Linked DNA regions of Homo sapiens: region 1 is linked to region 2. A link is a contact called in ENCODE Hi-C or POLR2A ChIA-PET data. All regions are on one chromosome and are shown on one strand. The core of a region is the stretch at or near the end of the contact, and the rest is flanking DNA. Distances in the headings are between cores, read along the strand shown.

Region 1 (5,096 bases), core at 754-3,253, 340 kb before region 2:
TGGCAGAGTCAGGATTTAAACTCAGGCCCTGAACACTGAGCTGTTCTTTGAGATACTCTGAACTACATGATCCCTTTAGCACTAAATTCCAAGATTACATTATTAATAACTCCAACAAATGTGTATTGTTGATGTTCACTATATTATACTGGGGGTGGGAATACCAATATGAATCTGATGTTTGGTCCAGCCTTGGGGAAGTATAGGAAGAGAAAACAACATGTAGAATGGGAGCAACAGGGCACTGTAATGTTCCAGCTGAAAGAAGGGAGCTCCTACTTGGCTTTGAGGAAGGCATGATTAATGAGGGGGCATCTTCCTAAAAAAGATGACTCTTGGGATAGTGTAATTTGAGAGTAAAGATCAGGTTGAGAGGAATAGGAAGATAATGATAGTATTGTTTTGGAAATGTTGCTGTAGATAAGCACAATTGAAAATATGAAACTGTGCTGTAATCCCAGCACGTTGGGAGGCAGAGGCAGGCAGATATACTCAGGTCAGGAGTTTGAGACCAGCCTGGACAACGTGGCAAAACCTCGTCTCTACTAAAAATACTGAAAAAAAAATATTCTGAAAGTATGAAACTGAGGAACAGTGACTTAAACTATACTGAGATAAAGATTAAATGGTCAATATTCCTTAGATTGTGGTTGAACTCAAGAGAAATTATTCTCTCAGCTTCTGTGGGCAGGTAAGAAGAGGAAAGGGCCTAAAGCCGTAATCCTAAGAAAACCCATGTTTAAGGAATTGGCATTAGAAAACAAACCCACAAAGAGACTAAAACAGAGAGAAGGGGTAACCTAAGAGCGAGATGCAAGTGCTAAGGGAGAAGAGTTTGTCACAAAGATGGCAGTAAATGGTTGGATGCCACAAAGAAATCAAATAAGTTGAGAGATTTTTTAAAAAGACTTATTAGTTTTAGAATTGAAGGATCCAGGGTTTTGCCAGGGGGACTCATCACCCAGATTCAGAAACCATCAAGGCATAGCCAATTTCACTTCACCCTAACCTCCACCCAGTTCTCCCTTTCCGGCATTATTTAGAAGCAAATCCCAGATATCACATCAACAGCAGATATGTTTTTAATATGCATTACCAATCAGACACATACTTTGCCAGAGTATTTGCAGAGGGCCTGTGTGTGAGGCATACTGATGGCCAGGGTTACGGCATGAGTGGGAACCAAAGAACTGAACTCCCTGAGAGCAGACTCTTCTTTGAGGAACAGCAGAGAGCAGGAGAGAGAAAAAGAAACAAGGGGAGGACACAGAGTCAAAGCAATCAGAGGGAGGCATTTGCTTTTCTTTGTTTTAATTTTTAACCTAGAAAATACAAGAACTTGTTTATGGACCACTGGAAGGAGGCTGTAGTAATAGAGAGACAGAGGCGTACATACACACACATATGGAACAGCCGGTAGAGGTGGCGTTTGGGTTGTGGATTCAAAATACAGAAAAGGGAAGGGCTGATAGCGATTGTATAAGAGATGAAAAGGGACCAGCTCAAAAGCTGTGGGACTGACCATGAACAGACAAAAAAAAAAAAAGCTTCCGTTTTTCTGAGACTGGAGAAAAGAAGTGATAGTAAAGGCAAATGTCACTTTATTTGAACAGTGGGAGTCCAGAATAAAGAAGTTCATAATTGCTAGCCTTCGTTTTCACAAAGAGGAAGAATACATTCATGTTTTAACAGAGATGAGGACAGTGAAAGTAAAAGGGCTTGAAAGAGTGGTGAAGTTGTCAAATAGTTACTAAGGGGAAATGGAATAAGAACCTGCACAGAGACAAGCAGAGGGGTCTCTCAGTGTGCCCGAGGGCCCAGGGGAGAGTGGCCACAGTGAACACTAATATAATCAACCCACCACAGGCACCTGGCTCAATTAAAGTTCTACTTGGCCTAGTCTATCTGACATGTTCCTCTATATGACTAATCTGACACCACAGGCTGGCTGGCTCTCAAGAAGGAAATACTTTCCTCAGAGAAATTTCCATTCTCAAAGTATATCTTGCTTGCTCATGTGCTACTCCTGGTTTGCAGAGGTCAAGATTCTGCCCAATATCTCAGCAGCACTGGCATGGGCTGCAGACAATATGACCAAGAGGGGTCCACTAGCCAGACATGCTCTGCAAATGTTTTGCTCAATCTGCACAGGGTTTTAAAATTAAGGAAATTAAACATAAAACTCTGGAGTTTCCCCTTTTGTTATAAAAGTCCAGAGAGCTCTTGGTTTGTGTAAGGGACTGGCTGTAGGAGAATTCAGAAGGTCCACATGCTGTTGTTCACCACAAGTCCCACCACATCCTTCCTCATCATCTTAATTCACTTATACTTGTTTCTGCTAGAAAGGGAATGGTATTTATTAGGAAGGTTACGAGGAAGTGATATTTACTAAGAAGATTACTAATGTCACATTTTCACCTTTACTACAAAATACACATAAGACCATAGAAGTCATCTTTAAAAGAAGAATTTTAAGCAGCTTATTGATAAGAAGATAAAGGCAATTCTGGAGCTAAAAGGTCTTTCCTCTATTATCTAATAATAGCTCCTCCTCTATTATCTAATAAAACAATGTATCCCTACTCAACAAGTGAGTGCCAGGACATTGTAAAAGTTGTGAATTGTGTTTGCTGTATGAAATCTCACCTAGACTATCACAATAGCCTCTCATCTGAGATTCCTGAGCTCTTCTCTTACAATTTTCTTCTCCACCAGCAATACTGTTCACAAATGTTGTTTGACAAATGAGGAGAACACAGAACAAAGAGGTCAAATAACTTACCCTATTATACAGCTTCTGGGTATGGTACCGGGAAATAGGCCTTCCTGTTTCTTCCCATACTCTTCATGGTCTGTCTTGTTTTCTAGAATGCTGTTTAATCCCTGAAAATGGAAAACATAATTTTTTCCTAAACTTTTTTTTCCAAAAATTAAATACTGCTTGTATTTCCTTGTATAAGATTTTAACTGCTATGGTTGTATCTCCTGTACCCCAACTTATACACATACCATCTCATTTGGTAGTGAACACATAGTAATGGCTCCCATAAAATGAGGCACATTATACACAAATAGGGTAGGCGGTCTTGAAAAAGATATTTCTACGTCAGGCATAGGATAGACAAATGTAGCACATATTAAAATGTTTTGAAACAAACTACTTTTTCATTAATATATCTTATGTCATTTGGATACTGTTATAATAGGGTTACATAGCAAATCTGTATCTTATTTGCAAAAAGTATTTTGGGGGCCTGTATAAATCCAGCCAAACCTGTGTTCTAAAATCCTCTTCTTCCTTTCATATTCTGGACTCTAATACATTTTACACTGGCCCTTAAAACTGTGTAATTCTAATTTTAAAGTATCATGGAATTGGCAAGATGAAAGTCTTTTATTAGAGAACTATTCATTGTAATAGCTACACTCTGCCTTTCAGATTACTAGGGAATTAACCACATAATATTCCACCATATATAAATTTTGAATGGCATGTGTGCAAGTATAAGAGTAAGTATTTAGAATAAATATTTGGATTATTATTTAGATTGTGTGATAAAAATGTAGTACAATTCCCTGAAAGTTTTGCTGATAACTATATTAGTCAAATTCAGGGGTTTTATAATCTGGAAAGCAGCACATTCAGTCTTTTTCCTGGCTGATCATGACAATGGAGGACAGAGATGTGTTAAGCACTCGATTGCATTTACTATGTGACAAGCAATGTTCAAAAGGCTTTACCAATAATCAATAATTGAATCCTTTCAACAAATCTATGAGGTGCATACTGTTATTATTCTCATTTTACAGATGAAGAAACAGAGCTATAGAAAGATTAAGTAACTTGACAAGATCATACATCGAACAATTACTTCTTTCAACTCATAATTTTGTAGTTGACGGTTTAAATGTATTCATGTGACACTAGGAGGAAAAAAAAACTGAATGAATAAATAAGACAAAGACAAGAAAAGTAAAGCTGTAAATGAGAAAGACACAAATCCAGACAAGAACAAAATACACAGCAGTGAAAAGTAGCAATACTGTGCTAAAAAAAAATCTAAAACCAGAAGAGAATTACAGTTCTCATTCAGTCTCTCAGTTTTTAAATTGGATGTTGAGGACTACAAAAGTACGGTATTGTCTTCACACTTCCACAAATGATTAACATCAGGGTCTAGACTAGGAGTCTGACAGACACTCTCATTGAGCACCATCTCTGAGCCAGGCCTACACTGAGCACATAGGGTAAAATCTAAACTAGTCAGAGTCCTCACCCACCAGGAGGTCACCGTTAAGAGAACAAGACCAACAGATGCATAAATAATAACTCTAGTGTGAGGTAAGTGCTAGTAGACCTCTGGACAAATAGAAAGGATTAATGAAGAGTTCTTGGGAACCGCAGGAAACATTCTACAGGATAATTGACTATTAAACAGATATATAAAGGAAAAGAAAAATTTTGCCAGGCAGAGAAAAGGGAAAGTCATTACAGTTGAAGGCCAAAGCTCACAAAACAGACTAGAGTTCTGAAGCACCATAGCATGTTCCATGCACACTGTGTGCATTAGATGTATTCATTCAAATATTTTTTATTCAACCAGCATTTGTTGAGAACCTACTATATAGCATGGAGAATAGTGTTTCATACACCCATGATAAAAATGGTGCTGGTCAGAGAGTTCTCAAGTCTAATTAGGAAAGCCAAGTCTCCAGAGAGTTCACAGTTTAATTAGGAAAGCCAAGTGAGTAAACAAATTAGACTAAGTGCTAAGAGAGATGTCTTGGTCTACTTTGGGGCTTAAAGTTTAAAGAGGTAATTTCTACTGGACAGGAAAGGTTGGCAAGGAAAGGCTTCAAGGTCAACACTTAGTTTGTGTCTCAAGAAATGGGTAGCTATTTGGCAGGAATGTAGAGAAATGAGAAGAGGTGTGAAAATTTGATATAAATATCTTGCTAATGAGACAAAAGCTATCTAACTTGATAAGAAGGCAATGTTGGTCATTACCTCATAACTGGCTCCTCCTGGCATCTGGATTCACGTCAATTAGCTAGACTTTTAAGAGAAATAAATAATTCTAAATCTATAAACCTCA
Region 2 (5,293 bases), core at 2,048-4,547:
TAATTCATTTTAAAAGGTTGGCATATTTCTGATCTGAAAATCTGACAAATATAGGATAAAAAGAAAAAGCTGTCAATCCATCTCACTATTGGTAACATTGCTAAAATTATAAATAGATCTTAGAAAATTAAACAAATACAGTACTCTCTCAAAAGAATATTATATCCTGATTAAGTAATTGCCAACAAGTATTTTGCCTCCGCACAGTTCACAAGCTAAACATACTCCCATTATTAATGCCTCTCATCAAAATTGTGTGATTCCTCTCAGCAGTGATTGTTAAAGAAAAGGAGTAAATAGGGGGAGTATATGGGTAGATTGCAAAAAGAAATGTACCTGTTGTGTCAATCCCCAAAAAGAGACACTGTCTTATGGTCCCCAGGAAATTAAGATTTAAAAGTGGTTCTATTTTCTTCTATATTCTTTTCTGTATTTTTAAATGCTTTTTATAATGTATATATTTATAATCTGAATAATTATATGCCAAAATACTCAGAAGAAAAACAAACAAGCAAGCAAACAAGAAGAACAAAACCAAACAAAAACATCATGAACATTCCTGCATGGGGATGTGACTGGTAGTCTCACTAAAGACCAACCAACCAAGCTTAGGCTGAAGATTTATATTCCCATAAATATTTCTGTCCAGACATGGCCATTCTTCATTGGTTCAAGAACCTTCAAACTGCATTCAAATTAAGACCATCTGTCCACCAAATTTAAACTGCTGACCAGTGTCCTAAAACATCCAACAGTAAGATCTGATGCCTTATTCTAAAACTATCTCAGACTGAGTTAATCAAGTCAGCACCAACCATAACTGGCTTATCAGTGTTCCTCTCAACTTGGTTAAGTGTTATCCAAGGTTAAAGCCATTTGATCATCCTAACCACAAAATCTGGTCAATACTCTTAATGTCTTCTTTATTAAGAAAAGAAATATCTTCAGAGCAAAGGATTAACCATTCAAGCCAATGAAAATGGGAACTTGTCTAAAACTGTGAAAGTACATTTTAATCAAATTGCTATATCAAGAGCTACTTGCAATAAAACTCATTTGAGTAGAGACACAATTTTCCTGAGTATACAGACATGTAAATTATAAATTATATATACACTTGTATATACAAACACGCATAAATATATGCATGTGAATATATATGTATGCCCATATGTTTGTATGTATGTGTGTGTACATATATAAAATTTGAAATACAATAGTTGCTTGTCAGCTAGAGTCACCTTTACACCAAAATATCTCATTTCATCAACTGTGGAAAGTCTAAATGTCCTCCTAATGATTTCTGTAAGTTCCTGGGGACTAGTGTCCTTCTAGCTTTAACTTCCTGCCTCTTCTAAATTACTTTAATTCAGATGTCATCCCACAATCTCCAACTTTTGTGGTGCCTGTCCTGTGCTAACACAGGAGTATAACTTAGACTTTTCCATTAATTTTCATCAAAATAAAATAAAATACAAAGCAAAACCAAAAACAAAACAAAAATAAAAAGCCACCTTCATGTAAGAAAACTGTAAATGTGGCTGACTTTAAAATAGTTCCTTAGCCCTTTACATTTACAAAACTGAGAGATCTAGCTTTCTGCCCTACTATAATGTCATAGTTCTTCATTCTCTCCTTGTCTGTTCCTTCCTTCCCTCCCTGCATCTCTCTCTCACTTCCTCATTTTATGTCTCTCACTCCCTCTCTCCTTTTATACCCTGATCTTCTCTACTCTTTTCTTGGCTTTTTCCCTTCGCCAGCAGATTGGCTGTTACAATACTTTCTGTGAGTTTAGCTATTGTTCTCAGGATCCCGTTTTCTACCTCAAGTAGCTAAATTAAACAATTTTCTCAGACAGTATCCTTCCTAAGAGAAATTTGGCAGCCAGCTGTTAAAAGATAATACATTTTTTATCCCTACTACATCATATTTAGCCAAGTCGGTGAAAATGTAATTTTTCAGATTGTTCTTTCACCTTGATTCAAAAAAATCAATCTTTCAACATCATCTAATAATAAATTATTCTGCTATAAGACCTCTAAATTGACTCAAATCTAAAACCTGCGTTAGACTTATGAAAAATTATCAAAAAAATTTCAATTTTACTGGAACTTATAATCATGCTCGTGAATTCTGAACTTTATTTTTTAACAGTCAGCTGTTGCATTCAGCAAATGATTTAAACTGTAACTTTGAAGTCGGGCAGGGGGGTGGTTGAAAAACTAAGAGCTTATGCTTGCTGTGTTCTATAAGGAACATAGGAAAGAAAGTTTGGCTTTGTTCTTCTTCAAAAAATCCCCAACACAATTAATATGTGTTTATGTAGATGGTTGAAGAATGTCCGTTTACAGTTTAAGGAAGAAAAATTAAAATAAATCCTGGCTCAAAAATCACTTCTTAGGAAACAGGCTGCTACTGCCACCTGGGGGAGATTCTTTCCACTTCATTCAAGAAGCCCAATGTGTTTATCAGATGAAGGAAGGCAGTTCATGCCTTCCTTGTCACAGCTACACAGGAAGAAGACTTTTTAACTCTCTGCCCGTGAAGTCATAAGGCACTCCAGATGTCTCCAAGTTTCTTTCACCCAGAAATACATATTTCATCGACTTTTTGAGAAATACAAGAGAAGATGAATCAGACTATAACCATACTACTAAAAGCACCAAGAAAGTATTTTGGATCAGTATGGGTAATACACTAAGAAGTAGAAAAAATAAAATTTGAGTTTTCAGTAAGAAAATAAAACTCAAGTTTTTAAGAAAAAATGTATTTGACTTCAAGTTATAGTTAATTTTACTCCTTTCCTTAAATATACTATCATTAATTGATATGAAAGCTACATGTGCTGATATAATCATTCCAGTGGTTTCATAAATTAGGATAAAATAATACTTTTTATTATATGAATATAGCAAAAAGAATTATCTTTAAAAATTTGAAAAGTATTATGAACTAAATACTGATGTGAAGTCATGATCTAATTGTAGATCATGAAAAAATTGTAATCATTGCTAAAGAATGTCTAATTTCTGTTTAATACCCATATTGCATTTCCTTATGCTATAAATAAGTTGTTACTTATAAGAAATGCACAAAATAAAAAAATACTAAAAATAGAATATTTCTGTACCTATTAAAATTACAAGTCTGTCAAGTGTCATAAAAAAGTCAGTGCTGATTAGGGGAAGACAACTAATCATTTATAAAGAGGCTGTCTGGCAATAAATTAACTAAATAAAATACATACGGTGTCAGTCCCAGAGTGGTACAATAACGCTATCAGAAGGTGAAAGTTCATATGAAAGAACAACTGTGCCAGGGCGAGAGACGTCTTTGTGGAGAAAGCATTTTCAAGACTGGAAAAGGTAAGCGAAATATAGCAAATGGATTGGGATTGAATAATTAATTTTCTAAAAACATTACACCCTGATTTAGGAGTAAAAAGAAATTGACTGCATCTCACTGCAGTTGACACCACTGAATGAGCTGGGAGAGCTGGTGTGAACTGGAGGGACCCGCAAAATGAGTGTCTTTTTATGGAGGTATGAAGCTCCTTCAAGGTGTTCACGTTAGCGTGTGGGTATAATGGAGTGAGGGGCATTAAAGGACAAGAAGGACCTGCGGTACTTAAAACTGTGTAATAAAGTTACAAGATCTAGGCAAAAATAATAAATATGCAATATTAAAATGTCTTTATTTCTGAATTGGTAGCGTGGGCAGTTTTAGCAATTGGCAAGTAACTCTGCTTATAAATCTAGTGAAAATGATTAATGACCTTAAAATGCTATGGGGGATCATGCAGTGTACAAAGGATCGGCCACTGTACAGGTATTGTACATGGAATAGATTCTCCCAAGATTCTCCCCCCTTCTAACTGAGCTGCCCAATATGTTAGGCTTTACTTTCTTTATTAAAGAGCCAACACTTACACTAATGGAACATAGAGATGATTTATTAATTATTTTATAACAGAAATTACAAGTAGTTTGTATTTTCACCAATGTTCCCTGGTTGTAAAAAAAAAAATTTGGTAAGCAGAAACAGAAGTCTTCTTTAACATTATTCATATTTCATAGGAAAGAAGCATTCAGGAAATCAGGAAGGATGATTTTTTGCAGATACCACTTGTGTATTCAGGCAGTGGGTCGGGAAGTGGGAAGATGGGGGATGTTGTTAGAAAGCAAGAAGGGTTGTTTCTTCTACTGTTCTATTCTTACTTCTCCAATAGTGAATAACTTTTAAATACTACTGCTAGCTTTGCCCCTGAGCTCAGGAACTTCAACACCTTTTCCTAAACCAACTCACCTACCACATTGATGAGTTAACATATTTCTCTTAAACATGGTTTTTATGATCTTCATGTAATTTGGGATTTTTTCTGTTTCCTAAATCCTTCCTTATCTGTATTTGACTTCTCTCTCCCTTCTCATTGTAAACTACAATTATTCCACATTCCCTTCTGTCACTGGGGGATCTCCACTTTAGTGGAGCAGTCCTCCTCCATGCTTTAGTCACTACGAATGAAGGGAAAACAAATCTAAAATCGTACTTGGAGTGCAACCAGGCCAGGTAAGAAAACTTACATTGGGGGAATGTAGAAGCCTAATTATGCGTGCTATGCCTTTGTTTTCCTACAGCCATGACAGACCCCAACAAGATGATCATCAACTTGGCCCTCTTTGGCATGACTCAGAGTGGAAAAAGTTCTGCTGGAAACATTCTGCTGGGAAGCACAGACTTTCACAGCAGCTTTGCTCCCTGTTCTGTGACCACATGTTGTAGCCTGGGCCGCAGTTGTCACCTCCACAGCTTCATGCGTCGAGGTGGGCTAGAGGTAGCCCTGCAGGTCCAGGTGTTGGACACTCCAGGTTATCCACACAGCAGGCTGAGCAAGAAGTATGTGAAACAGGAAGTCAAAGAGGCTCTGGCACATCACTTCGGGCAAGGGGGTCTCCACCTTGCACTCCTGGTTCAGAGAGCAGATGTGCCTTTCTGTGGGCAGGAAGTAACTGACCCAGTCCAGATGATCCAGGTAATACTAAGATGCAATTACACTAATGCCATTATTACTTCTTGGAGGACATTATCCTAATAGTATAATAATAATAATAATAATATTATTATTATTATACTATTAGTATATAATAATATAGTACATAATAATTTATACAACTAAGTGTTGGTCACCTAGGAATTGTCAGTAAAAATTATTTGATTTTCCCAAGTCATTTTTATGACCTCCTTCAGAGGAACCCAATCAGTCATTTTACAACTGGTTTGTAGGAAAAAAAAA

What was found. Hi-C counts contacts between places; a loop is a spot of excess contacts on that map. ChIA-PET counts read pairs that join two places held with the same protein, here RNA polymerase II (POLR2A). Pooled maps may share reads with other maps.
Region 1: a pooled map shows a loop between it and region 2 (2.1-fold over the local background). The contact joins the enhancer-like site here to the promoter of GIMD1 in region 2. A Hi-C loop is called at or near these places in 1 of 168 maps with a recorded cell type or tissue (endothelial cell of umbilical vein) and 3 of 50 pooled maps. POLR2A ChIA-PET finds 5 or more read pairs at or near these places in 1 of 52 experiments (PC-3).

Annotation. Positions count from the first base shown.
Region 1 is chr4:106,705,125-106,710,220 of GRCh38, reverse strand. LOC105377356 (a long non-coding RNA gene) reads right to left here. Exons shown (of 6, transcript XR_939051.1): 4 at 2,783-2,883. Among named protein-coding and RNA genes, the nearest start is that of LINC02173, 270 kb to the right of the region's middle. Within about 2 kb of position 2,003, at least 2 of the 41 ENCODE cell types and tissues checked have a DNase peak (open chromatin) inside an H3K27ac peak, as active enhancers do.
Region 2 is chr4:106,366,782-106,372,074 of GRCh38, reverse strand. GIMD1 (GIMAP family P-loop NTPase domain containing 1) reads left to right here and starts at 3,297. Exons shown (of 3, transcript NM_001195138.2): 1 at 3,297-3,365; 2 at 4,638-5,032. The coding sequence starts at 4,640. RefSeq lists an enhancer at 2,516-2,565.